Regions from separate parts of the Mus musculus genome. Here regions 1 and 3 are each linked to region 2. The links are chromatin contacts, found by POLR2A ChIA-PET in ENCODE. All regions are on one chromosome and are shown on one strand. The core of a region is the stretch at or near the end of the contact, and the rest is flanking DNA. Distances in the headings are between cores, read along the strand shown.

Evidence for each region. ChIA-PET counts read pairs that join two places held with the same protein, here RNA polymerase II (POLR2A).
Region 1: POLR2A ChIA-PET joins it to region 2 with 12 read pairs in embryonic stem cell. The contact joins the promoter of Bsg here to the promoter of Med16 in region 2. POLR2A ChIA-PET finds 5 or more read pairs at or near these places in 2 of 5 experiments (Patski and embryonic stem cell).
Region 3: POLR2A ChIA-PET joins it to region 2 with 10 read pairs in Patski. The contact joins the promoter of Rnf126 here to the promoter of Med16 in region 2. POLR2A ChIA-PET finds 5 or more read pairs at or near these places in 3 of 5 experiments (Patski and embryonic stem cell).

Annotation. Positions count from the first base shown.
Region 1 is chr10:79,702,566-79,706,353 of GRCm38, reverse strand. Bsg (basigin) reads right to left here and starts at 1,996. Exons shown (of 8, transcript NM_009768.2): 1 at 1,770-1,996. The coding sequence starts at 1,836. Gm25794 (a small nuclear RNA gene) reads left to right here and starts at 2,764; the gene lies at 2,764-2,870.
Region 2 is chr10:79,906,305-79,910,389 of GRCm38, reverse strand. It overlaps Med16 (mediator complex subunit 16), which reads left to right and starts at 1,452. Exons shown (of 15, transcript NM_198107.2): 1 at 1,452-1,572; 2 at 2,734-2,899; 3 at 3,244-3,351; 4 at 3,456-3,625. The coding sequence starts at 1,495. R3hdm4 (R3H domain containing 4) reads left to right here. Exons shown (of 8, transcript NM_177994.5): 8 at 1-338. Gm24019 (a small nuclear RNA gene) reads right to left here and starts at 1,195; the gene lies at 1,089-1,195.
Region 3 is chr10:79,765,630-79,769,864 of GRCm38, reverse strand. Rnf126 (ring finger protein 126) reads left to right here and starts at 2,913. Exons shown (of 9, transcript NM_144528.3): 1 at 2,913-3,112. The coding sequence starts at 3,038.

The DNA.
Region 1 (3,788 bases), core at 747-3,246, 200 kb after region 2:
GGGGTCCGGAGCCATTCGCAGGCACTGGCTCCCAGGGAACTCCTAGACCAGCCTGAAGCTCTGCCTCAGCCCAGAGGGGCAGGGACAGGTGGCCATTACAGGGATACAGCCCCTGTGGACTATGGAGAACCTGCAAGCTCACCCCAAGGAGGACAGGGACAGCTGGGGACAGCTGATAAGGACTCCTCCAAACCTAGGGGCGGGAACTGCCTCTCAGGAACTCCTCACCCAACCCTCACATGTGAGGGCGAGTCCACTCATCCCCAGCCCTCCAAGCCTACCCATCCCTGGGCACCTCTTTACCCCAAGAACCCACGGGGTCACCTCTCACCCCCTTTCCAATCCACATCCTCCAGAGACCTGAGGACATTACTAATAGGCAATGCTATCCCCCACCAACTTCATCCTCTTCTTTCACATTCCCCAAGCAATGCTGTGCTCCTTCACTAAGTAGAAACAGCAATGCAGCAGCTTCCTCCACTGAGACCTTCCAATCCTTTCTCCATCCCCCTCACATCACCAAACATCAAGGACCTCCCCCAAATTCCTAGTCACCTCACTTCCACCCATATGCCCAAACTTGTGGACCTCTCCCCAGGCACTTCTGTACCCCAAACCCTCTGAATCATCTCCCTGCCTGGTCCCCCAAGTATGGACACCCTGAAATGGTAGCTCCTCCTACTCTAGTCCCCCTAGTGACCCCAAACCTTGGAGACAGCCTTTGTAGGAAAGTCTATTTCGCATCCTCCCCTTGCCCAGATGGTAACACTAAAGTAACAGACCTCTCTAACTCCATGCCCTCCTAAATTAGGGACTGTGACCCTCACTCTGTTCCCTGAGTGGGGACACCAAGACTGCAGTTCCTTCGACTCCCAGGTCTTCCAAATTTGGGATCTCCCCAAGGTGGCAGCTTCTTTAGTCCCCAGATCTCTCCAATCCTGGAGGAAGCCACCTGCAACACTGCTGTCCCTCACCCCAGGTCCCACAAACCTCTCTCAGATGTCCTGCCAGATGTCCCTCTGGCCCATGGTTACTTTCCAGCCCTGTCTCTCAGGTGTGGAACCCTCAACGTGCTGACTTCTTTTATCTTCACTCTCCCAGGCCCCAACACCAGGAGGAGGTAAATTACTAGGGTTCCGTTCCAGCCCTGGTACGCAGGTGGAGACACCAAGATGGTCCAGACAGCTCCCTGGCCACGGACGCCCTCACTCACGTTGGAGATGTTGCCCCAGAGCCTTACTGTCTTCCAGCGTCAGGGTCACCTCTTCCCACACCTTCCCTAACTCCCCAAAACCTAAGCCAATTATAGTCATTGTTGTATCCCCAAACCTTCAGGGTCACGTCCCAGCCCTATTCCGGGAGCTGGGACAGTTAGGGAAGCGGCTCCTTCCATCTCCAGCTGACCAAAATCTGGGGTCATCCCATTCACTTCTGTAATCCAAATCCATCCAAATTACCTTCCAGCCCATGTCCTGGTGGGGACCACCACAAGGTGGCGGCTCCTTCCACCTCCGGTTCCCACAACCTTAGGACGTCTCCCCCAGAGTCCTAACCTTTGATTTGTCTCTCCAGGGCCTCATCTCTAAGATCACTCCCCTCCACCTCGATGCCCAGTCGAGGCTAGGTTCAACTCGAGGGTCACCCACAGCCACTGTTACTCCTCCACAATCTCCAAGCCTCGAGCCCGAGTAGGGAACCACCGAGTCCCCGAAATCGGAGGCTCACCTTAAGTCCGTGACCCCAGCCCGGTCCCAGCACCCCGCTCTTACCCGCCGCGCAGGCGCCTTGGCCGCTCAAGAGCGTGAAGGCCAGCGCCAGCAGCAGCGCCGCCGCCATGTCGCCTCGTCCAGGAGCTGCCCCACTGCGGCTCTATAAGAAGGGCGGGGCGCGCGCACGCAGGCACGCACGTACGCACGCACGCGGCGTCGCAGGGCGGGGCGCCAGGCACACAGGGAGTAGGCACGTACCCAGCGTCCGCCGCTCCCGCTCGCGCTACAGGAGCGGAGCGGGTGGAGAAGCGTTGGCACGTGACCACACAGGCCACACCCTCGAGGGGGTGGGGCCTGGAGCCTGGACTGCCCTTGAGCTCGCGCGCGCGCGCTCTCGCCTCGCTCGTGCTCTCCCTCTCTCCCCCCCTCCCTTACCCCCAATCTTTCCCCTCCCCTCTCCTTTCTCCCCTATCCCCGCTCTTCTCTACCCCCTCTCTCTCCTCTGTCTCTTTTTGAGACAGGGTTTCTCTGTGTAGCCCTGGCTGTCTTGAAACTTACTCTGTAGACCAAGCTGACCTCGAACTCAAACATCCACCTGCCTCTGCCTTTGGATGGAGTGCTGGGGTAAATGCCTGACCCACGATGCTCGGCTGTCCTTTTCAAAAACAAACAAACAAACAAACAAACAAACAAACAAACAAACCAAAACAAAAAAACCCTTACATTTCAGCCTGTTGGTGGTGGCACATGCCTTTTATATCCCAGCACTCGGGAGACACAAAGCAGGTGGACAGCCTAATCTATAGAGTGTGTACCACCAGGACAGCCAGAGCTGCAAGAGAAACCCTGTATCAAAAAACCAAAACCGAATAAAACCAAACCAATCAAAAACAAATTATATTTGAAGGTCGTGCACTGTGGCGCAGGCTTCTAACCCCAACATCGGGAGGCAGAGGCGAGGCAGGCATCTGAGTTTTGAGGACAGCTTGGGCTCTAGCTACGTAGCCAGTTCTAGACTAAGTTGTAAGGTCCTATCTCAAAAATGTATTTATTTGTGCTCGCTTCGGCAGCACATATACTAAAATTGGAACGATACAGAGAAGATTAGCATGGCCCCTGCGCAAGGATGACACGAAAATTCGTGAAGCCTTTAATATTAAAAAAAAAAAAAAAAAAAAAAAGGGGCTGGTGAGATGGCTCAGTGGGTAAGAGCACCCAACTGCTCTTCCAAAGGTCTGGAGTTCAAATCCCAGCAACCACATGGTGGCTCACAACCATCCGTAACGAGATCTGATGCCCTCTTCTGGTGTGTCTGAAGACAGCTACAGTGTACTTACATATAATAAATAAATAAATCTTTAAAAAAAAAAAGTATTTATTTGGGTGCTAGAGAGATGACTCAGTGACTAAGAGCACCGACTGCTCTTCCAGAGGTCCTGAGTTCAGTTCCCAGCAACCACATGGTGGCTCACAGCCATCTGTAATGGGATCTGACGCCCATTACAGATGAGGTTCTGGTGTGTCTGAAGAGAGCAACAGTGTACTCACATAAATAAAATAATTTGTGTGTGTGTGTGTGTGTGTGAGTGTGTGTGTGTGTGTGTGTGTGTGTGTGTGTGTGTGTGTGTTTTCCAGACAGAGTTTCTCTGTGTAGCCCTGGCTGTCCTAGAACTCACTCTGTAGACCAGGCTGGCCTCCAACTCAGAAATCTGCTTGCCTCTGCCTCTCAAGTGCTGAGTTTAAAGGTGTGCACCACCCTGCCTGGAATAACTTTTTTTTAAGTATTTATTTATTTATTTATGTGTAAGTATGTCTCTGTGTTTTTAAGTATTTACTTATTTATTTATTCATTTATTTATGTGTAAGTATGGCTGTGTGTGTGTGTACCACATGAATGCAAGTGCTACAGAGGATAGAGCAGGCAGGCACCTGTTTCCCTGGAGTTGGCATTATGGGCCTGATATGGTACTGAGAACTGAAGTGTGGTCCTCTGGAAATGCAGCAAGCACCCTAAAAATCGAGCCATCTCCCCTTCCATAGCGTATCTTATTTATTTATTAATTAAAAAAAATTTTTTTG
Region 2 (4,085 bases), core at 203-2,702:
AAGCATTGTCTCAAGGGCTCATTTTATGCTTTTTTTTTTTTTTTTTTTTGGTGATGTGTGTATCTTGTCCCCAGCTCCCTAGGCCCTGCCTGCCTTTCAGACTGTCCTCTCCTCCTCCTTCTCCCCTCTCCTTATGCCAGGGGTCCAGGACTTCCAGCCAGAAGCCTCTGACCTTGTGTTCCCTGTCCCCTCCCCTGTCCCCTCTGCTGCTCAGCATAGCTGTGGTCACTGCAGAGGTCTTATATGTTCAGCAGGCCTGGCCCTCCTTCCCTTCCCCTTCTGTGTGATTCTTTGAGCTTGGGGGAAAGGGACGATTTTAATAAAGCCTTGGTGCTCGAGTCCTGTCCCCGTGTTTGTCTTTAGGTTTGGTGGGGGTGGGTGAGACTGGGAGATCACTGAGGGCACGAGCTAGCAAGCTGGACACGGGGGAACCTCAAAGTCTCTATAACATTAGTTCATTTTACAACATGTAAAATGCTTAAAGATGAGGTGCCAGGTTGGGGTTCGATGGGGAAAGCAATTGGTTAGCATGCTCAAAGCCCTGGGTTCCATCCCCAGCACCATTTAAACCACATGGTGACCAGTGACAAGTGATTTTGAGGCCAGCCTGGGCCATGTGGTAGACAGGTCTCATTGTTGGACACCTCTGAATCCTAGCACTCAGGAGCCAGAGGCTGATGGATCTCTGTGAGTTCAAGGCCAGCTAGTCTACATAGCCAGGGCCATACAGTGAGACCCTGCCTCAAACAACAGTCACTTGAGGGCCAGCAAAATGGTTAAGCACGTTAAGGTGCTTGCCGCCAAGCTTGATGATCTGAGAGCAAGAACCAACTCCTTGTCCTCTTACGTGCACTGTGGAAGGCACACTTATACACACACACACACACTCACACAGGAGCCCGTGGCTTGGTGGTACACCTCTGTCATCCCAGTAGGTAGGTAGAGGCAGTCACTGGAGAACCTCATCAGTGTCAGGCCAACCTGAGCTATACAGTGAGCAACGAGCTCTGCTGTCAAGAAACAAAATAGAAAAAACGTGAGTGAGCCTCCAATAGGATGTTAGGGTGCTTGTCAGTTCCTCTGAGGAACAAAATATGGAACGCTTCACGAATTTGCGTGTCATCCTTGCGCAGGGGCCATGCTAATCTTCTCTGTATCGTTCCAATTTTAGTATATGTGCTGCCGAAGCGAGCACAAACAAGGCTTTTCTCCAAGGGATATTTATAGTCTCAAAACACACAATTACTTTACAGTTAGGGTGAGTTTCCTTTTGTGCTGTTTTTTAAAATAATAATTTAGTATTTGTATCTCTTATAGAAATCCAAGCCTATCATGTAAAATGTAGCTAGTATTAAAAAGAACAGATTATCTGTCTTTTATCGCACATTAAGCCTCTATAGTTACTAGGAAATATTATATGCAAATTAACCGGGGCAGGGGAGTAGCCGAGCTTCTCCCACAAGTCTGTGCGAGGGGGCCGGCGCGGGCCTAGAGATGGCGGCGTCGGATCCCGGGCGTTGGGGCGAGTGTGGACCGCGGCCGCCGGGCCGACTGGGCGCCCGGGGCGGACAGGTTAGTACGGCGTGCGGGGTACGGGACTCGTGGCTGGTGCGTTTCAGGCTAAAACCGCGAGCGGAAGGCCGAGGGGCGGGGCTTGCGGGGTCAGAGGGCGGGCCTGGGAACAAAGCTTGCTGGGTAGAGGCCGTTGTGGGAGGGATGTGAATAGGGGGAGCCTAAGGCGACGGGGTTGAGGAGGGGGCGTGGTCCGAGGGGCTGAGCCTCCCTGGGAGGGGCGTGGCCTGAGTTCAGAAGTTGGATGGAGGGGCAGAGTCTGAAGAAATAAGACTGATAGAGAGGGATGTGGCCTAGGGAGCGGAGTCTAAGGTGGGCCGGGGTTGGGGGTGCTAAAGATCTGAGATCGATGCAGAGAGGTGACCTAGTAGTCACAAGCTGAGCAGAAACTGAGGCTGAATTTACCAGTTTGGTTTGGAGGCGGAGCCTAGGGTGATTAGACAATGTGGGTGGAGCTTAACGAGCTTGGGCGGGAGGTGGTGGAGGTGTGTGTGTTAAGACTCAGGATTTAGCCGGGTGTGGTGGTTCACGCCTTTAATCCCAGCATTTGGGAGGCAGAGGCTGCGGATTTCTGAGTTCGAGGCCAGCCTGGTCTACAACGTGAGTTCCAGGACAGCCAGAGCTATACAGAGAAACCCTGTCTCGAAAAACCAAAAAGAAAAAAAAAAAGACTCAGGCTTTTTGCCAGGCGCACGCCTTTAATCCCAGCACTTGGGAGGCAGAGGCAGGCGGATTTCAGAGTTCGAGGCCAGCCTGGTCTACAGAGTGAGTTCCAGGAGAGCCAGGGCTACACAGAGAAACCCTGTCTCAAAAAAAAAAAAACAAAAAAAGGCTCAGAATTTGAGCCTTGGATGTTAACTTGTTGAGAGTATTGTGTGGCATGGGCTGCTGCGGGGTCTAAGCTACTAGGTCCCAGGCAAGGCTTGGAGACTGAACTAGAGTGTAGACTGAGGCCCAGACTGAAGTGGTAGGGGTGGGCCCGGTTGTGTGTGTGGAGGGTGCTTAGCGTTTGTAGGCTGAGCTCAGGCTGATCTGGGTTGCCTAGGGAGGAGTGACCCCAGGCGGGGCATCATGGATTTTATAGCAGGGCTCTCGCTGGAGAACATTCTAGACACCCTTTAGCTGGGAGCTGCTATAGAGCACTGCCTCCCTTTTCCCCAGGAGCCAGGGACCGTGCTGGGTGCGGTGGGTATGATGGACCTGGCCTATGTGTGCGAATGGGAGAAGTGGGCCAAGAGCACGTACTGCCCGTCGCTGCCCCTGGCTTGTGCCTGGTCCTGCAGGAACCTCATTGCCTTCACCACAGACCTACGCAATGATGACCAGGGTGAGTGCTGGCTCTCCTTACCTGGCTAGGACCTGGGGATCAAGACCATGTGGGTGGGCTTGCCAGGTGTGGCTCCACTGTGCCTCAGATCTGGAAGGCTCGTGGTGGCAGAGCCAGACACTCTGATGCCAGTTAGAGGGTTTTGAGAGGCCAGGGAAAGCAAGGTGGGAGAAGAGACATACATACACTGCTCACCATCTTCCAACAATGTTAAGACATGTGGCTGCACAGGATGCCCTGTCCAGGGACTAGCAGCATGGCGGAGCTTATAGGAGAGGTGCACTGTGGGTGGGGACACAGGCACTTCGAGCTACACTGACCTCAGTGTTCTTTTTCCACTGCAGATCTGACACACATGATCCATATCCTAGACACGGAACACCCCTGGGAAGTGCACTCTGTCAGCTCTGGCCACAGCGAGGCCATCACCTGCCTGGAGTGGGACCAGTCAGGTGAGGCCAGGGGGTGTGCTCTCAGTCCAGAGCCTGGCGACAGCCACCACCCGCTGGGAGTCCAGAGTGGGGGGAAGGCCCCTGACACAGCTCTCTGGTCGCAGGGTCCCGGCTACTGTCTGCTGATGCTGATGGACAGATCAAATGCTGGAGCATGGCTGACCACCTGGCCAACAGCTGGGAGAGCTCGGTGGGCAGCCAGGTGGAGGGGGACCCCATCGTGGCCCTGTCCTGGCTGCACAACGGTGTAAAGCTGGCCCTGCATGTGGAGAAGGTGAGCGTACCACTGGGGGACCTAGGGGTAGGTGGATGGAACCACAAGTGTGCAGCTCCCGTGCTCACTGCCAATTGCTGTGGGATACCTGTCAGTACCTGCCATCCCTGAGCGCCCCTGACCCTGAAGCTCCCCTTTAGCTATGTTCCCTCCCTGTACAGTGAATCTGTTTAACAGATATCTCGTGTCTGCAGTGGAGTCTTAAAATGGCTGCTATCTCCAACAAGTTGCCTTTGTAACCAGCCAGTGACTGCTGTTCTCAGATTCCAGTCCACTTTGATTTAATGACAACCCAGAATCCCCCTGGCCGTCTGCATCCAGAGTTCAGCCAGTTAGAAGTGGGAGCAGAGTTAGACTCGGGGCCTCTGGGAGTCCTTTTTACTCAGTAATGGAGGGAAAGGGGCAGCCTGTGAGGAAGGAGGCACAGCACAGCCTCCGTTCTGTGGTTGCTGCAGGTCTG
Region 3 (4,235 bases), core at 1,664-4,163, 140 kb after region 2:
TAGGATTATGAAAAGGCATTCATATGAGAGACAAAGTCATGGAATAAGGGAACACAAACACGGGATACTTTAAATCAGAAAGGAAAAAACTATTTAAGTTATGAAATGAGTTTTGCACATTTGAGAGAGGTTCCTGGTCTCCTTTGGATATGTATGGATAAGCAAGTATAGGATACATAAAGTTATATACTAGTAAAACTAAGTCAAGACATTGGGACTCTTAGGAGAGTCATTGTGTGCAATGTGCAGAAGCAGAAAGCTAGCAGAATTACTGAGTTAAGGGTTAACCTGACTCTTTCTGGCCACTGCCTGGCAGCTCTGCCCATGTCATTTGTCATTAGAGCGTCACGGGAAAGCACGTGTAGCTGATCTCGGAGCTCTGACCTCTGAAGTACAATAAGTCAAAAGTTAAAGTTTAAATGATGGTAAGTTTGCAGTTATTATTATTTTAGCCACAGGCCTGGGAATAGGGGAAGCTTGAAACTTTGGGGAAAAAGTGTAATTCCTGGTTCTTTGTGGGACATGATTATTCTTTTGAATTTGATTTGGTAATGATTATACAATGTCTTTTTCTACCTGCTTTTGGAATACCAATAAAAGACTGGGGCAAGAGAAAGGTGAGAATGAGGTACTCATGAGGCGTGCAAGGTGTGAGGCGAGTGTAGGGTGAAAGGAGAGAGAATATGAGGGGTGTGTGTGGGAAAGAGAGTATGAGGAGAGAGTGAGAGGAGAGAGTGAGAGGAGAGTGTGTGAGAAAGGGAGCAAACGAAAGAGCACAACCGCAGCCTCAAGAGTACATACTGCGTCAAGCTGAAAGAGAGAAAGTGGGGGGGGGGGGGAGAGCTCAACTTTAAGCCTGTCAGTTTGTACCCGAAAAGTTGACTGTGTGAGTTTATTATGGGTCTTCCAGATATCACTGCTTCCAGTTGAAAACTCCGATCCTGTGTTGAGGCTAGACCCCGACTGTGTGTGTGTGTGTGTGTGTGTGTGTGTGTGTGTGTGTGTGTGTATGAGAAGGCTCCCAGGATGCAAGCTCTGCCATGGTTCAGAGAGAGAGGTTAAGCTATTTGCCCAATGACACAGCAATGGCTTGATTGGGAAGTCAACCCACGCCCACTGCCCCATAACTTTTCAACTACCCTGAGCTGCTCAGAGGAAGGTCTCTCCATTGAATATTGGCGTGTTTAAACGACTGAGGGGCTGCCTCACCACAGTAGACTTGGCTCTAGTGGGATAACTAGTTCCGATTGATGGGGGCCATGTGCCCTCTGGTGGTCAATGCCGGAATGGGTGGGAATGGGGACAGAAAGCAGGCCAGGTGTGAAGGTTGACTGTCCCTCCCCTTCTTGCAGGAATCCTAACTCTGAGTAACTCCTATTCTTTCTTCAAAACTCTGCTTGCAATGTACCCTCCTCACCCCCAGGAAGTCATTCTTGTGTCATCAGAGATATCCAAGGTCAGTTTAGAGTCCAAGCCTCCCCCCTGCCTTATGGTGCTGGAGTGTTTGTGTGCATTTCATAGACGCTAGATGAATGTTGAACGAATAAGTAAATAAATACAGGAACTAACCTCAGAAACATTCTGGGCCTAGCCTAGAAGACGACGCAGGCTTCATTCACTCCTGAAGAGTCACACGGGGTGCCTGCGGGCTAGAGGATCCTCCTTCTACCAGAGAATGCATCCCTTCTTCATCCTTATCTCGGGTGTTTGTGGAACACCTGATGTGTATCGTCCAGACATGATACTCCCTTCTGCCCGGCACTGTTTTTACAGATTATCAGGTGTACATAAGTGTATGTAGGAGGGCTGTAGAGACCGCGTGAAAAGGCAACATTGCAGCCGAGACTCCGGAGTTTGGGGGACCAAGCACTTGGAGGCACAGGCAGTGCAGTGCAAGCAAATATCCACAGGCAAGCTTGTCTGGAAGGCTAAATGAGGGGAAGGAAGCTGGGAAATGAGGGCTTGATGGTTCGAAGAAGAGGAGGAGTCTCTTAGGCCCCGTCCCTCACTTTTTTTTTTTTTTTTTTTTTAGGGATAGCCCTAACAACTTAAGCCATTGGCAAGGCAACCAAGTCCCGCCCCTCAAGGACTCCAACTTCGCGACTGTACTTGGCTTTCCGAGGCCTCTACATCCAATCCCGTATGCCGGAGAAACTCAGCCCTGTCGACTACATCCCCGCTCTGGAGATAGTCACCCGCCTTCAGGCTTGCCCATCCTCGTTGCCAAGGAGACGGCCCCCGCAAGCTTGGAGCTCCGCCTCCAGGCTCACGCCAAATTCCTAGGCGGATTCCAGGATTGGTCCCGTCGCTGTCTCGTCACCATGGAAACCCGGCCCCGCCCTGCGCAGGCTCAGCCTGCGGACCCTAAAGCTTTCCAGTTGCCTACAGGTTATAACCTACCCCAGGTTGCCAAAGAGACATCCCGGGCCCCCACGAAGGCCCCGCCCTTTGGTCGCGGAGGCTTCCCCGAGGCCCTGTCCCACGCAGGTTGCCAAAAAGTCTTCTCCCCCACGTAGCCCCGCCGCTCGCTGGCCCCCCATCTCTGACTTCTTCTGCTTCCATGTCTGACTTCACCTCCTAAAGTCATCGCCAAGGCGACCCGCCTTCGCGCTGTCCCTGGACTTCCGCACTCTTCAAGCGTGACTCCGCCCTTCCACCCCCAAGTGCCAAGCCCTCTAGACTCCGCCCACACCAGATAGGCCACGCCCCCAAGATGCTCTGCAGTCTTGACCCTCACCTCCGTCCCGGTTACTAAGGAGACTAGGCTCCGCCGCTTCGCCCCCAGGCTCCGCCCCACACACTGGACCCAGGTCTCTGGCTTCCGGAAATACTTATTTTGTCCTAGTGCGGCCACCGTTCTCCACGAGTCAGCCCCCCGCAGCGCGTTGCCCGCGTTTCTCCGCGAGCCCCACGCCTGCCGTGCGTGCCGTGCGTGCCATGCGTGAGCGTGCGCGGGCGCGTCGGCCGGCGAGGGAGCAGCAAACGGCCGGCGGCAGGCGCCGCGCGGGGGGCGGGCGGCGCGGAGGCGGCGGTGGCCATGGCCGAGGCGTCGCCGCAGCCCGGACGGTACTTCTGCCACTGCTGCTCGGTAGAGATCGTGCCGCGCCTGCCGGTGAGACCTGGGCGGGAGGGCCGTGGAGCTGTGCGCGCGAAGCTGGCTAGAGGGGAAATTGAGACCCGGCGGGGTGCGAGCAGCGTGGCGGGCAGGTCCAAGAACCTAGGGCGGCGGCGGGGTCGCCCGAGGGACGCAGGCTTGGTCGGACCCGGTGGGGCTCGGAAGCTGAGCTCCGCGCTGGGGACGGCCGCCGAGCGCGTGGCCAGGACGCGGGGGCGCGCGGCGCGGCCTCGAGCGCCGCCCCGGGCCTCGCTGCTGCGCCCAGAGGAGCTGCGAATCCGACGGCGGAGCTGGAGGGTCTGGGAAGGTCGTACCTGCACCTCCTTGCCTGTTACAGGCCTTGTGCTAAGGCTTCAGTGTGGCTTTGACCAGTTGCATCCCCCGGTCCCCACCTGGTTGTCCCCTGGCCTCCTGCTTCTTCCTCGTAGCTTTGGACATATCTATCCTGAGGACCCTGCTTGGGTGTCCTGCATCTTTTCCGGTTCAAGGTGGTTTTGTCCAGGTGCATGCCAGGGATCCTGCAAGTTTCTTGAGAGTGACTTTGACTAGGCTGGTATCCCCAGGCCTCCTCTCCCAGGACAGAACCTCCCACCTTCCAGGCATCCCTTGTTTCATACCCAGGTTTGAGGCTCGCTCCTGGAAAGGTGATCGCTCAGTACTTGCAACCTACCGTGGCCTTTCCAGGCCAAGCGTGGAGCCTGCTCCTGCCCTTCGAGGTGGAAGCCTGGGTGGGTCCTTGAAGAAGTAGTAGCTAGTTTGGTGTAAGCCAATCTACCATTGCGGAGAAGGTGGTGGAGTAATTAGCCAGAGTCTGTCAGGGTGACGACGGGGTGGGTGGTAAGAGGTGCTGTAGTTCCTTCTGGTCTCTGCACTCTCCCTCTGGATGGTGACACCATGACATTCTTCAGGGCGATTAACTCCAAGAATTCAGGTGGTGGCATACACCTTTTATTTCAGCACTTGGGAGGCAGAGGCAGGCCGATGTCTGAGTTTGAGGCCAACTGTTAGTTCCAGGACAGACAGGAACCCTGTCTAGGAAGGGGGGCAGCTTGGAGAGAGTGGTATGTGGGGTGCCAGGTGAACCTGGAACATAGGAATTGATTGTTATTTCTACTTGTGT